2 separate regions of the Homo sapiens genome follow, and region 1 is linked to region 2. A link is a loop called in an ENCODE intact Hi-C map of the cell type or tissue named here. Cell type or tissue: CD4-positive, alpha-beta T cell. All regions are shown on one strand.

Region 1 (5,000 bases), 140 kb after region 2:
CACCCAACCAAGGCTGCAGTAACATGACCCCTACTGCTCTGTCTTGCTGAGTTAAGCTCTCTCTTCCACTTTGAAGGTCCCCAAATCTGGCTTGTACCATTACAATAGTGACCTCACTTTGTTTAGAGAACAGATGGGTTCACCATATCCCTCTCTAGCCAGAAAGTTCTCACATCCAGAAGCCCTATCCATTCCAACCCAAAGGGTTCAGGAAGCACGTACTTCGATAATGAACTTGCACGGTAGATTCTTTGTCCTTGTATATATCTGTCCCATTACACCTATATATTCCTCGTGGGTCCAGGATGCGTTTTCCCAGGTCCAGTCTTGTAATGTCTGAGAGCAGTGTTCCCACCGTTCCCTCTACCCATGTGATGCTGGTATTGCAATTCACAAACACTCTGTCCTCAAGTTCCTCTATAGGTATCTTGAAGGGGCTCACTAAAGGGGAAAAAATATCACAGTTGGAGACAGCTCTTTGATCTGCACCAAGCCCTTTGTTCTGCGGAAGCTCATACTTAACAGAGACCATTTTCCTGGTCCAGGACAGTTTATGGCTTCCATCAAGAGAGACAGAAGTCACAAGAAAAAGCCTTCAGAAAGTTCCCCACCAACTGCAGGGGTCAAGGGGGACATGAGGATGCCATTCAAGCAGAGGACAGGTCTTGGGGCCTTGGTGCAAAAGAGGACCCCTCAGAGCAGGATTGACCCAAGCACCTTCCTGGAAATGAATCCAGACCACTGATGAGGAGTAGGGGGAGCACGGACCACTGAAGCACCTGGAAGATGTGGAAAGACAGAAGAACATTCCTCGATTGGAAATGTCTGCATTTTTTCTTCAAGGAAACATCTAATTCCACTTCCCAGCCATCTACAACACTCCCACTTCAGCTTCTTATCCTCATCCTTCCTCATTGCCCCTGCTCCATTGACAACCAAGAAAGCGGGGCTCTCAACACTGAAGCCTTTCCCAGGGCCAGGGATGGCTGTGGGTGGAGACCAGCTGGTTTACCAGCCCCTGAATTATCAGCCAAGTGGTCCAGAACGGGACCAGGGCAAATCCCATGTACAGTTTTCCACCCTTGGTTAGAAGGAGGAGAACAGGAAAAAAATTTTATTGAATCCATCCCTAGAGCTCCTCACAAGTCAAGTCTTGTGGGAGACTTTTAGGGCTGGAGGTGAGTGCAGCAACATTCCAGATGCAGTGAGTTCCTCTGACAGCCTGAGCACATCTCCACAGGCCACAGAGGCACTACAGTCTATGCCTCCAAACACAGGGAAAAGTGGAGGCTACATTCATTCATCCTGGGCTTCACACTAAGTCCCAAATTTGGATACAAGAGCATCTTCTAGAAAACCCTGAAACAGCTGTTGCTCACACTTCTGAAGCAGGTTGGAAGTATATGCATGTATCCTCAGGGAGACACATGCACATCAAATGCTTCACGTCCTACAGTCGCGTCCTCTTCAGGGATCTGTCTCCAGTGGAAATCCTGAGTGCCCTAGTGCAGCCAACTATTAGGTGACCATTGGACCCAGTTTGCTTAGTGTTGAAGGGGTTCCTCGGACATGGGACTTTCCATTTTAAAACTGAAATTGGCAAACTGAGATGAGTTAAAATCCTACCATGTAACAACCCCTCAAATCTTCCCTCCGTCCTGCTCAACCTAAAGTTAACTTCTCTTAAAGCATTCACATAAGTGCTAGGACATGCCTCCAGGGATGACATAATCATGGCCAAACAAACAAGAGTCCTGATTCCAGAGGCCATCAGGCCTAAAAGGAGTAGTGCAGGAAGCTGTGCTCCCATGGCCAGTCCCAGATTCAGGTACATACGTACTGAGCTATTTTCTGCAGATCTCTGGCCTAAGGCCTTCTGAGAGACATTCTAGGCCCACATGCACCCATGGCTGGAGTCAGTCAAAGCCAAGAGCCTGTTTCCCAGACTCTATGCTACATCCTGCCCCTGCCCTCCTGACACCCCTGGGGTGCCTGGTGAACTGAAGCTAGCACCGAGAAGCACTTTTTTTTTTTTTTGAGATAAGGTCTCACAGGTTGCCTAGGTTGGAGGGCAGTGGCATGATCACAGCTCACTGAAGCCTTGAAATCCCGGGCTCAAGTGACCCTCCTGCCTCAGCCTCTCAAATAGCTGGGACTACAGTTGTGCACCACCATGCCTGGCTAATTCTTTTGTTTTTTGTAAAGATAGAGTCTCATCATGTTGCTCAGACTGGTCTCAAACTCCTGGCCTCAAAGGATCCTCCCACTTCGGCCTCCCAAAGCTCTGGGATTACTGGTGTGAGCCACCGTGCCTGGCAAGAAACACTTTCAAGTGGGCCTCACTCCCATCAGTAATGTCCCTCTCAGGTCCCTTCCCCCACCCACCTGGAGTAGCCTTACCTTGCGAGAGAAGGGTAGCCAGTACCAGGCCAGAGAGAAACGTGCTATGTTCCATCTCCCAGCGGAACTCATCCAGTAGATAAAGCCAGGTCACCGAACTATCAGCCTGGGTGAGAGCTGCCCTCCCCTAGCTGACTCACAGGTACCGGAAAGAGGAGAGTGGGGGAGGAACTAGAAGATGTCTGCTTCTCTGCTTTCTGCCGTTGATGGTGGGAAATTTTCAGAGTGGGGGTGGGCTAGGGGTAGGGTAGGAAGGAAGCGGTGTAAATTGCTCTATCTCTGAGCAGGGAGCTGGCAGAGAATATGGAAAAGGTGGCCTGAACTTTAGCGTCCCTATTGACAATGCAACCACATTTACACACAACCTAAACACTGCCACATCTCGAAGCCCCTTGAGAGAAGCCGTCGGCCCCATAGCGCAAGCCGTAGCAGCTAGATTTCTCATGGAGGCTGATCTTTCTCAGGACCCTTCACTAGGCAGCCAGGGACACCAGATCTAGCAGCTTCTTGTCAGTGGGAGGTTGGGCTTTAGAGACCCCAGCCAGAGATTTGAATCCTGGGTCCAATACTGCCTACCTGTGGGGCCTGGGCCAGCCATAAAATTTTTCAGAGTCTTATTCCATTAGTACCATTATTAGGATTCAAACAAGATATTTGCATGGTGCCTCACGCATCATATGTGCTCATTAAGGGGTAGTTATTAATAATAATATAATTGACTGACAGGCAATATTGAGCCTCCCGGTGAGACAAATGGACCTTTTTCCCCTGTGGCCTACGAGGATCTGAAACTCTTCACGCTGCTGCAGTTAGACTGTCACTTACCTGGGGACAGAGTCATGCCTGTCTTGCTCACTGCTGTATCTTGTGCCTGGCACATAACGGGAGCTCTGCACATTTTTGTTGGCTCACTGACTGACTGGCTGAGGGAGATAGGGGCCTGAGATCCTGGACATTCAGTCCGGGCTCTGGCCCCTGAAAATGTGCTGGCCTGTCCTCGGAATTGTTCCACCTATTGCCTTCCAGGCGCCTCTTTCATGATCTCAAAAGAATAGTGAAACCAGGTGCCGTGTCTCACGCCTGTAATCCCAACACTTTGGGAGGCTGAGGCAGGTGGATCACAAGGTCAGGAGTTCGAGACCAGCCTGACCAACAAGGTGAAACCCCGTCTCTACTAAAAATACAAAAATTAGCCGGGCTTGCTGGCACGCACCTGTAATCTCAGCTACTCAGGAGGCTGAGGCAGGAGAATCGCTTGAACCCCGGAGGTGGAGGTTGCAGTGAGCTGAGATAGCGCCACTGCACTCCAGCCTGGGCAACAAAGTGAGACTCTGTCTCAAAAAAGAAAAAGAAAAAAAAAGTGAAAAAAATTCCTGAATGAAGGCCTGGACTGAGGTGGCTTTCCATTTGGAGGTCCAGCCCCAAGCATCTGAGAGTCCCTCCTAAATTCATTACCTACAGCAACAACAACTAGCAACAAGTAACAACTGGCTACGATCCTAACAACTAATGACAGGGACATTTATCTCCCTCATGAAGAAACGGTCCCAGGACCATCTCCCACCCAGCATCCATTGCGGTTCCCTGTGCAAGATGAGTCTCTGAGTGGGAATCCAGCACTCTCTCCCTCTTCTTCCCCACCACCTTCACCCTCCTTAACGGAAAAACAAAAGGCATCTGCACCTGCAGCCCTGCTGAGGCCCCTGCTGCTCACACTTGCAGCAGAGGGTGGAGGCTCTGGGTTCTTGCCTTCTCTCAAAGGCCCCAGCCCCAACAGTGATGGGTGGAGCCAGTCTAGCTGCTGCACAGGCTGGCTGGCTGGCTGGCTGCTAAGGGCTGCTCCACGCTTTTGCCGGAGGACAGAGACTGACATGGAACAGGGGAAGGGCCTGGCTGTCCTCATCCTGGCTATCATTCTTCTTCAAGGTAAGGGCCTACTAGGGGTCTGGAAGCCTGGGGAAGGGCTCAAGGGAAGAGCCCATCACTAGTGAGACAGGAATATTGGTATCCCTAACCTTCAGCCTACCTCTGCTGTCACCTTAGAGTTCAAAGAAGGGCAAAATGGAGGCTCTTAACTGTTCTCTGCTAGAGAGAAACAGTGTCCCATGGAGGAGAAGGAATCCTTGTCTCTGAAAAATGCAAACAGAGTACTTAAATGGCTGAAGAGAGGACCCTGTTACCGCCATCTTAGATTTGAATGCAGCCCAAAAGGGCATAGGCCAAGAAACTAAAAGGAAAAAGTATATGTTCCCTACTTCAGAGCTGGGGGCTAGCAGTCGACCTAGGAAATGTCCATTCACTCAGTTGGGCAGTTGGCCAATTGGTCAACAAAGATGGGTGAGACCCTAATATGTGATATGCCATGAGGAAATAAAAATGAATAAAACACTTATGCTCTACAGAACTCATAGTCTCATTGGAGAGATTAGTTTTCATGGTGCCAGACTGAGTGTACAGTATAGTATGGGTGCCTGCATGAATACTCCATTGGACTATCCAATAGGAAGTGGATGAACTGGGTTGATGCCTGGAGTCTGGACATCCTGGGAAAGTTAAAACCATGGAATTTGCTGAAGTCACACAAGTACTATGTGAGGAAG
Region 2 (5,000 bases):
TAAGGTGGGTGGGAGAAGAGGCTAGCAGTTCACCTCTAGTAAAGTTTCCTTTCACATCAACAATTCTATTCTAAAATTTGGCTTAACAAGGACCCAGAAATAACAGGCATTTGAGAGGCTGCTGATCTTCCTTAGGGCAAGTGGTTGTCTTCAAAAGAACTCATGCCGCAAGACTCAGCCCCACAGTGACGATACCAAGTAAAGCCTCCGGAGGTACTTCTGCCCATATGGAACCTTCTACTCATCTGCATGGTTCTTTCTAAATACATAAAGCAAACACCTCCTCAGGGCCAGACAGCACTAGGTACAGGGGATTCAGAGATGAATGATGATGTGTGGTCCCTGCTTCCAAGGAAGAAGACAAACACGTCAACAGAAAACCACAGGCTGCTGTAGGCGCTACAACAGAAGTCTGTATGGGGAACAGAGGGGCACAGAAAAAAGGGTGTCCAATTCTATATGCAGCAAGTGAGAATTTGCCAGCAAAAGTTCTAAAGTTTAACCTAAGACTTACAGGAAACATCCAGTTTGTTGGGAAGACAATATGGAGAAGGACAGAGGGGATGTTCTGCATGAGATCTGGAGGCCTGACAGGATGATGATTTTAGAAACTAGAAAGAGTTCAACGGGTCTGGCACAAAAGTGGCATTTGTGGGTGTGCTGGAGAATTTCGCTGGAGAGATGACAGGGTCCAAGTCAGGAAGGACCTTGACTATCTCAACCAAGAATCTGGCATTTTTCTGCAGGCAATGAAAACAACATTGAAAGATTATTAGCAGTGGAAGAGAAAGTTCTTAATGTGATTTAGAAAGATGGCACCAAGAGCCGCGTGAAGAATGAGGAGCAGTGGCTGAGAGAGAAAGCAGAGACTGGTTAGAGGCCTACAGTTCAAGACAGAGATGAAGACAGCCAGAACTAAGGCGGCAGTGACAGACTGGAAGGAAGACAACTTCAAGAGTCTGTAGTAGGAGTCAAGGACTTGTTGACCTGACCTGTTAGATTAGGGGTCTAGGAAAGGGAAAGAATCAAGCACACCCCCAGGCATCTAGTTAGACAACTGAGGTTGGGGAGATGGGCTGAGGAGGGGTGTGCAGGGGTAGGTTAGACATGTTGCATATGAAGGATTTGTGGAAAACTTGTGTAGAGTTGACTAAGTATATCCATGGGTGTGTGTGGAACTGTGTCCAACATAGAGTGCATATAAATGCTACTGAAGGAGAGAAGGCTGAGGATGGATAATTGCAGTGCCATTGGTGATCTAAGCTGGAGTAGAGGTAGAATAAGCCAGAATGCAGTGCACTGAGGAGTTAATGGGAGATGAGACAGTAAGATACCAAACACAGACCTTTAGCAAGCTATTTGGCTATGTTGAGAAAGAAACACGTGATTGTGGTGGTGGTTGTTCAACTCTGAATGTACTAAAACCATTGAGCTGAACGCTTTAAATGGGCAAATTGTATGGTATGTGAATTGTATCTCAGGAAAACAATCTTAAGAAAAAGAAAGACACAGAATGGAGCTGAAGAAAAAAAGACATAGAATGGAGCTGGAGTAATTAAGTAGTAGAATTGAGCAAACGTATCCATTGAATGGTAGAAACCAACAGAAAGTGAGCTCAAAGAGCCATGTTGTAAGGTTCCTGAGAAGGATACCACCTGGGCACAGGGGGCCAGATAAGCCCAGAGCAGAAGGGACCTTCCTCTGCCTCAGGATGGCAGGGCAGAGATAAGAATGGGGGAGACATAGATATGTTTGTGGGTGGAGAAGCTGCATGAGCCCCCATAATGGCTCGATTTTCTCTGTGAATTGGACTTCTGAGAAGGAAGCACACAGACCTGCCGTGCTCCCCTCTCCAGCTGGAGACAAGGTGCCTCCACAGACTTAGGTCTCTGGCCTGAGGTATGAGGTATGTTCCATCCTCACCCCATCTTCCCCACCCCCAGCCAACCACAGCCAACTCCTGAAGGCCCTAGCGACAGGCAAAGTCCACAGGCCACATCCTGATTGCTAACTGGGTTATGGTTTAACTTTAACCCCTCACTTATCAACCTCTCTCTGTCAACACAATCAAGTCTTTCCTCTCCTACACAGCACTGGCCTTGATGCACACTGTTTGCCAGAATCCAGAACCTCTGATCAGAAAACCCTCCATTTTTGGTTCTGGTGCCTGCATGTTCCTCTCTGTTCCTGGCTGTCTCTCACTAGCTTAGGATCATTTCCCGCTCCACTCTAACACATACAGCACCTCCCTTGAAACCAAGTATGCTGACTTTGGACATCAACTCCGATCCTTCCCTGAGCTTCTGTATCTTTACATCAGTAGATGACCCTGGCAATGAGTGGGGTCTGGCAGAGGATTGGTATTCACTAAATTAGCTCCCCTCCCCTTGGCCTAGCAGCAGGGCCAGAACTAGGGTGAGGCAAGCCAGGCACCTGAGGAGCCACCTCTAAGGAGGCATCATTCTCAGGGTTGTGCAAGGCCAGAGTCAGCACCTGAGAGGGATGCCTCCTTCAATTTTGCATCCTAGGAACCTCTCCGGCCTCACTCTAGTCCTGGCGCCATGCACCAGCCAGGAGGTCCCTCAATGCTCCCCAGCCAAATGTTAGATACTTCGAGGCTCTTCCGGGCTGACATGCAGCACAATGGTTTTCTTGAACACCAGGTTCCCTAGGTGGATACTGCAGGTGTAGTTTCCTCCATCTGACTCCCTCACTCCTTGAAGCATGATGGAACCGTCATTGCGGAAAATGTCCCCCACCAGGTTCACACGATTCTGGAAGTGGCCCCAGCTCTGGGAGTACTCCACAGACATCCTGAGTTTGTGGTAGTAACGAAATACAATCTCCTCCTAGAAGTGAAAGACAAAAAGTATGATATTGTGAGGACTGGAGTGGAGCGGGGAGCAGAGAAAATGGGGGAGGGAAGATCTCAGGACTCCAAGGCCCTGCTAGGTGAAGGCAGTAAGGGTATTATCAGAAAGCATTAAATAACACAAAGTCATGTACACACACATGTGCATGCGTGTGTACTTGTGAAGGACATCACAAAACCATGAACAGTTTTTCCATCTGAATGGAGGGATAAGAAAAGGAGGACTTTCATTTTGTGCACCTTTCCAATAAAAAAAAAGCAAAAGTATACTTTTATTCTTGATGACATTTCTAGTTGGATTTCCAATAGGAACCTGAAACATGTCTAAAACTGAACTCTTCATCTTTCCCCCAAACCAGTTCTTTCCAGTCCATCCCATTTTGGTACATGGCAATGCTTTCCTCCAGATACTCAGGCTAAAAATCCTGGAGTCATCCTTAATTTCTGTCTTTCTGGAACAAATCACATTGAATCCCTCAGCAAATCCTATCACCTCTACCTTCAAAATATATCCCCAATCCAGCCAGTCCTCACCTCCTCCACTGATACCATTCTGGTCCAGCTCATCTCTCACCTAGATTCCTGCAACAGCTTTCTTACTTGTCTCCCTGCTTATTCTCTATGACAATCTATTTTCAGCAGATGAGCCTTTAAAAATGTAAGTTAAATCATGTTACTCCTGTGCTCAAAACCCTTCATGGCCCCCACTCCCATTTCTACTAAAATGCAAGGCCCTGCATGACCCAGCCCATCTCCCTTTACCTCTGACTTCAACTTCTACTTGCTCTTCCCTCACCTACTTGGGTCACTGCGCTCCAGCCACATGGACCTCTTGGCTGCTCCTTGCATACTGGCTGCAAGGCCTTTGCACTTGCTACTGTCTATGACTGCAAGAACACTCTTCCCCCTACACATATGCAGGGTTCACTCCCTCTCCTCAAATGTCATCTCAGTGAGGGCTCCCCAAGCACCCACATAACAAAAACCACAAAGTCCTGCTTTATTGTTCCCCGTAGGCTCTTACTATTGCCTGATGTATTATATACGTCTTTATTATTTTACATGTATCTCCTCCATCTTGGTTGTAAGTTTCCCATCAGGACTGGGGCTTTAAGTATTCTTCATATAGCAGATTCTTTAAAAATAACTTGTTAAATGAATATTGGCATTAAAAAAAGCCATGTAGATTGCTTTTTTAAAGCTTTTAAGAAAAGTTAATGGGTGTGTAGACACAAACATGAATGAAGTGACCTGGCCCCTAACATTTTGTCTCTCGTGATTCAAATTCACAACCTCAAAATGTCAATTCTCATCCTATTTTCTCCTGTGAATCACTCAATGGATGACATTTAAATGTATGGCAAGCTCTCAGAGGTGAACCTGGGACCAGATGTAATTCCCCATACTCCATCATGATGTCACCCACTGTGACCCACTCAGATAGCATAGAGGAATCAAGTGCAAATGACTTTGTTAGAGAGATGACCTGGAATATGTTTTAATTTATAAAAGTTAGTCTTTACTAAATTTTGCAACTTAACTTTTATTAATAACAAGTTACTTGGGATATCCCCACAACACATGTTGACCCATAAATATACGACCACATCATGGTTGAGAGCTACTGGTCTAAAGAATAAACTTGCTTCTTCCTGCTTTATAGAGTTCCCGTAAAATACCCTTCACCCTGGCCCCCAGGATCAATCAATCCCAACACGTGAAGTACCCATGAAAATTCCCTCCATCACATAAATGGGGCAATGGGGCACAGATGAAAACTCACAGAACTAACCCCAGTAAGAATAAAAGTGTAATCACTTTAATGTCTAGCCCATTGCTTTCTTGGCTGGGCCACAAAAATCATCTCCCTCATTCTCCCATGGACTCTATACGAAGGAAAAGGGAGAAAGAAGGAAACTAAAATGCAGGGGCCAAGTCTTATACAAAATGCTTTACATGTACAATCTCATATCGGCATCCAAAAAGTTAAGCATCATCATCATCTTCTTGTTCTTGTTCTTCATTGGAGTTATCTTTCCCACCAGAAAGCTGAAATTGCTAGGAGAAGGTCCAGTTCTGATAAGCACCAAAGCCCAGGCTCTTGCAACACCTCCTCATGTGCCTGATT

Evidence for each region. Peaks named below come from ENCODE experiments on the same cell type or tissue, not always from the same donor. Only the 100,000 strongest peaks of a DNase experiment are listed, where the experiment ranks them.
Region 1: a loop joins it to region 2, with 3 times the contacts of the local background. A loop is called at or near these places in 83 of 110 quality-filtered maps.

Annotation. Positions count from the first base shown.
Region 1 is chr11:118,340,153-118,345,152 of GRCh38, forward strand. CD3D (CD3 delta subunit of T-cell receptor complex) reads right to left here and starts at 2,553. Exons shown (of 5, transcript NM_000732.6): 1 at 2,401-2,553; 2 at 223-441. The coding sequence starts at 2,455. It overlaps CD3G (CD3 gamma subunit of T-cell receptor complex), which reads left to right and starts at 4,192. Exons shown (of 7, transcript NM_000073.3): 1 at 4,192-4,326. The coding sequence starts at 4,272. In CD4-positive, alpha-beta T cell, no CTCF peak of the experiment used is centred here; DNase peaks (open chromatin) are centred at 1,959, 2,569, 3,239, 4,169 and 1 weaker place; H3K4me3 peaks cover 5,000 bases; H3K27ac peaks cover 4,961 bases.
Region 2 is chr11:118,200,817-118,205,816 of GRCh38, forward strand. It overlaps JAML (junction adhesion molecule like), which reads right to left. Exons shown (of 10, transcript NM_001098526.2): 6 at 2,612-2,849. Among named protein-coding and RNA genes, the nearest start is that of JAML, 22 kb to the right of the region's middle. In CD4-positive, alpha-beta T cell, no CTCF peak of the experiment used is centred here; DNase peaks (open chromatin) are centred at 235 and 1,945; H3K27ac peaks cover 2,215 bases.